Linked DNA regions of Homo sapiens: region 2 is linked to region 1. Evidence: chromatin loops called from intact Hi-C (ENCODE). Cell type or tissue: heart left ventricle. All regions are shown on one strand.

Region 1 (2,500 bases):
AATGATTTCCGCTCACAGACCTCTAATGGAGGTATCTCTTTACAAAGCCCCTACTTCAGGCCAGCTGAATGCCTCAGCAGTGCCTCCGAAATCCCGCGGTCCTAATCCCTTTAGCAACAAAGATCTGTTTCTTTGCTTAGCATGAAGTAGGCCTCAGAGGCCTGTGTGTGTCTTCGCCTGTAGGCCAGAAGCCTCCTGTTTACAATTTCCCTATTCCTGTTTTTAATGTTGTTCTGAGAGCAGCCACAAAGGGCTAGTTTTGTCCAGCAGGAACAAGGGAGCTATTAGAGAGAGAGGGAGGAAGGAAGGAAGGGGGATCGCAGGGAGGACTCCTCGAGGGATTAGCAGACACAGCTGTTCCCGAAGGGAGAGGAGCTTTAGGCTGTTTATAATTTCCGTCACATTTACATGTTTTAATATTTTATTTCCTTATTTTTTTTTTTCTGATCAGTTTCCTATCCACCATGTAAAGCGAGCATCTTGTGGCCATATTGACAGACTCAGAGTACCTGTTTCAAATGTTTGGGTCAGATGCTGCTTTTCCCTTCAGTGCTGTGCAGCTCTGGTGTGTCGGCCTCCAGCTTTTCCTGGGGTCACAGACCTCGCGACCACCAGGTGCCCAAGGAAATCAGTCGTTGAGGCGAACGGCTTCACTTCTTGTCCCATTTGTGTGTGTGGCTGGAATTCTCTAGCCTGAATGATTCATTTAGACTCCATAGACCACCACCTGTATTCACAGAGTCTCAGACCGACTTTTAAGATGCATTTCATTTTTGTCTCAAGGTTACATATCTAACCAGTGTGTTATAAAGGGTATTGGCCACAGGTAGAGAATGTATCATATTCCATATTTCTAAAATGGCTTATGGCAATTGCTTTAAGAGAATTATCCATGATTTCATCCTAAAGCAAACAAGTTTCCATTTGTGTCACCTTGTATTTCTTGTCTATGTACATACTCAGTGTTTGCATTTTACAATAAAACCAAAGATAGAATTTTAGTCTTAATTTTCCATAATATTATGGCATGCATATTATCCAAGAAAATTTGTTTCCAAAACAAAAAATTCCAAAAATTTCTATCCAAGAAAATTTGTTTCTCTTTTTTTAAAAACACCTCCTCCCTCCTCCTCTTACTCTCTTCCCTGTTACAAATATTCGCAGTGGGTTGTACATCCCTCCACATCTAGCTCTGTGCTCAAATAATCGTATAAAAGCTTTTTAAAATCTTGGATTGGAGGAATCATTATTTTATTAAAATGGAATTATATGTTATCTATTTCCCTGCATGTTTCCTTACTTAATATACAGAGGAAAATGCCTTTAATATAATATTTTTAAGCTGACATGGTGTATGCAGGGTCACCTTGCCTGAGAGCACCCTTTGGTTAAAGTTGCAGATGCCTATGTATATGGCAGTTTCATTTGTGCTCTGTTTTTCTTAAGTTTTACTTTTTCCTGGGGAAATTTAGTCAAGAAATAAATGACTTTCTCAAATGTCCAGTCGGCCCATTGCTGACCCTATGGGCTCTCATTGCCTTGGGGTAAGTTTCCAGACTTGAGCATCTTTTAGATCTGGCTGACATGCTACTACTGTTACAGAAAAGTTCCTCACGATAGTCTCAAAAGTTAAGTATATGCGGTTTCCTTTTGCAGGGGCCTGGGATGTGAGCTAATCTTTAAGTAAAAGAGAGAAGGGACAGTGATTAACATTCTCCAAACTCACCGAGGGACAGCTGTTCCAAACCCTTCCTTCCTGCTCAAAGTAGTTTTCAAGAGGAACCTAAGAAAAAAAAATTTTTTTTTAAAGAAGAATATGGAGTTCTTCCAAGATTGCTCAATTTTCTTTCTCTAAAGTAAAATAGTTCAAACCACGTGCCAATCCAAATGCACTTTCTGTATTCGGCCCCACTGGAAATGTGGACCATAAGATAAGATGCACAGCTTCTGGAATATTGTTTTTCAGATCTGGCCAGGAAAAAAAAAGCCACAATTTCAGCTGCTTTGATTTCCCCTCATGCTTTTTAAAGACAAATGCAAAGGATATTTCAGGGAACATGAGCTTCTGTGAGCCCCTGTCATCTCACTGCCCCATTGAATAGCTTTCTTTGGCAGGATTACAGATCTGAGGTGGTGATTATTGTTTTGGTGATAACATGCATTTTGAGGGGACCATTTTCTGATGCAAAAACTTTTTTTTTTTTTTTCACCCAGGCTGGAGTGCAGTGACATGATCTCAGCTCACTGCAACCTCCGCCTCCCGGGTTCAAGTGATTCTCCTTCCTCAGCCTCCCGAGTAGCTGGGATTACAGGCATGTGCCACCAGGCCCAGCTAATTTTTGTATTTTTGGTAGAGAAGGGGGTTTCACTAGTTGGCCAGGCTAGTCTTAAACTCCTGACCTCAGGTGATCCACCTGCCTTGGCCTCCCAATGTGTTGGGATTACAGGCGTGAGCCACTGCGCCCAGTGAGAAAAGGTTTTAAAGATGTCTTTGCATTCC
Region 2 (2,500 bases), 51 kb before region 1:
ATTTCCAGTGCTCAGAGTAGCACCTAGCATGTCACAGGCTCAGCACACATTTGTTGAATCTTTAATCCTGACGGGTCTGCCGCTAGCACTACCAGTTTGTCTTCCTCTGAGCTGGACCATCTCATGCTGTTCTTTGTGCATATAATGCTGTTCCCTCTGTGCAACATGCTGTTCCCTACCCTGCCTGCTTAGTACCCTCTCCCCTTCAGGTCTCAGCCTAAATGTCACCTCTTTAGATGGGCTTTCCTGATCTCCATATAGGCTGTCCCCTATGTCCAAATAGCGTGTCTGTGTTAAATGGTCTCATAACACACTGTACTTTTCCTTCAAGGCATGTGTCTCAATTTATAATTATACTTACGTGAATAGAACTGTTTTACATGTGACCTCTCCTTAAACTTTTAGTTCCATGAGGGCAGAGATCCTATTTTGCTCACTCTTATCCTCCTAGGGCTTAGTAGATGCTCACTAAACATTTGTGAGCAAATGAGTTCTCCACTTTCCCCACCAACACCAACATCCCCCAGAGTGATAGATTCTAATGCATTTAGTATTTACAACTGGATGAAGCCTTTTCTCCCCATCTCTGACCCTCACAACCACTTCCTTGGCACTAATCAGACTCCCTGCTTCACAGACGGAAGGGATTTATTTTCCCTTTGGATCTGCCATAACTCAGGTTCAGGGAAGGCTGTGATCTGCCCTCACTGCAGCTACCTAGCCCCAGGCCCAGGGAGCCAGGGCTGCTGTTTTTAGAGCACCTGAGTAACTTCAAGTTCTCGAGAGTCATCTATAAAAAGTCTTAGTCTTCAACCCTTTATTCTGTGGATAAGGTGAAAAGAGTGGTGCCTCTGCAGACTGCCTCCCTCCTTAGCACACACTCTGCCTTTTGTTCCTTCTCCCTGCTTATGATGTCTTGTTAGCACTGAAATGAATGGATCTTTCACCAGGGAAAATGGGGGAGGTTGGAAACATCAAAACCGGTAATGCTTTTTATCAGGTAGGAGCCAGAGGAGGAGGGAGGCGTGTGAGCAAAGCGTGTCTCAGGCTGTGAACTGTCGCTGGGCGCTGGCACCCTTGGCCTTTTAGAGTCGCCACTCTGTAGGATAAGACAGACGTGCAGAGAGGCCAGAGGTTTCTGCGTGGCTCCCTCTGGTCTCGCTCCTTGCTTCTTTCCCCTTTCTCCTTCTTGACATATGCAGCTCAGACTCCTCCTCACTTGGCCCTTCCTCGTCAGTATTGGCTTTCAGCTCTCCTGGCCCGACATCCTGTGGACGCTGCAGTTCAGACAAATAGCAAGATCATCAAAGAGAGGCGCATGAATGAAAAACTGCTTTATGACATGCCTTCAAAGTGTCTTTTTAGAAGTTCAAAGGATGTGGAGAGGAGGCAGGGGAATCAAAGAAGATGGGGGAGAGCAATGAACTCTCCAAGGAATCATTAGGTTTTTCATTGTATATTTTCTATGACGCTTGTGATGTAAAAATCAAAAGTATTCCCAGCCCTGAAGGGTTCTCAGTGAATAGATCTGATGCAAAGAAGGAAACAACACACCTTGCTGTGGAAGGCTCTACCCTGGCATTCTGAGTCCCCCATTTTGTATCTGCAGTTCCTGTTTGGACCTCATTCGAATACTTTGATCAGGGAAGACTGTCCAGAGATGGAGATTGAATGCTGTTTATGTGGTTCGATGCAAATGAATAATTTAGTCTGTGCAGATATTCCCCATTACCTCTTCCATTTAAAGACGAGCTAGGGTCCGGCTGTAGCGACGGATATGCAGAGCTTAGAAAAGATCTGGCATAGATCATACAATTCAGATACTTTTTTTTTTTTTTTTTTTGAGATGGAGTCTCACTCTGTCACCCGGGCTGGAGTGCAGTGCTGTGATCTTGGCTCACTGCAATCTCTGCCTCCCGGGTTCAAGTGATTCTCTCCTGCCTCAGCCTCCTGAGTAGCTGGGATTGCAGGTGTGCGCCACCACGCCCAGCTAATTTTTGTATTTTTGGTAGAGACAGGGTTTCACCATGTTGGCCAGGCTGGTCTTGAACTCCTGACCTCAGGTGATCAACCCGCCTCAGCCTCCCACAGTGCTGGGATCACAGGCATGAGCCACCACACCCAGCCTGATCCCAGAGACTTCTTTTCTGACACACAGGAGAACCAAGATTTGGCTTGTGGCTGGAGTTGGTCCTGATTGATATGCTGGTGGGAATATCATTGATATTTTCATGCAGGAATGCCTTATGCCCAATCCACCCAGAAGGTTTTGGCAGCTAACACAGTGCCTGGCACATAGAGGGTGCTTGAATGAAATGAATGAATGACCAAACAAATGAACAACTTCGTTTTTGTAACCCTAGAGTAGACTCTTTCTTGGGGATTCTCCTTGGGCCAGTCAGGCCCAGAATACAAGGATATGAGATGAGATCTGAATGACTGCATTAGTTAAATCTGCAAGGGATTTCAAGGCAAGGGACGTATACACCAACTCAAACTG

What was found. A loop is a pair of places that touch in the nucleus more often than their neighbours do. Peaks named below come from ENCODE experiments on the same cell type or tissue, not always from the same donor. Only the 100,000 strongest peaks of a DNase experiment are listed, where the experiment ranks them.
Region 2: it touches region 1 in a loop (2.3-fold over the local background); 5 of 110 quality-filtered maps call a loop at or near these places.

What each region holds. Positions count from the first base shown.
Region 1 is chr5:142,491,280-142,493,779 of GRCh38, forward strand. No RefSeq gene overlaps it. Among named protein-coding and RNA genes, the nearest start is that of SPRY4-AS1, 170 kb to the left of the region's middle. In heart left ventricle, no CTCF peak of the experiment used is centred here; no DNase peak of the experiment used is centred here; H3K27ac peaks cover 2,500 bases.
Region 2 is chr5:142,440,616-142,443,115 of GRCh38, forward strand. All of the region lies in intron 3 of SPRY4-AS1 (SPRY4 antisense RNA 1), which reads left to right. Among named protein-coding and RNA genes, the nearest start is that of SPRY4-AS1, 120 kb to the left of the region's middle. In heart left ventricle, a CTCF peak has its summit at 1,272; no DNase peak of the experiment used is centred here; H3K27ac peaks cover 597 bases.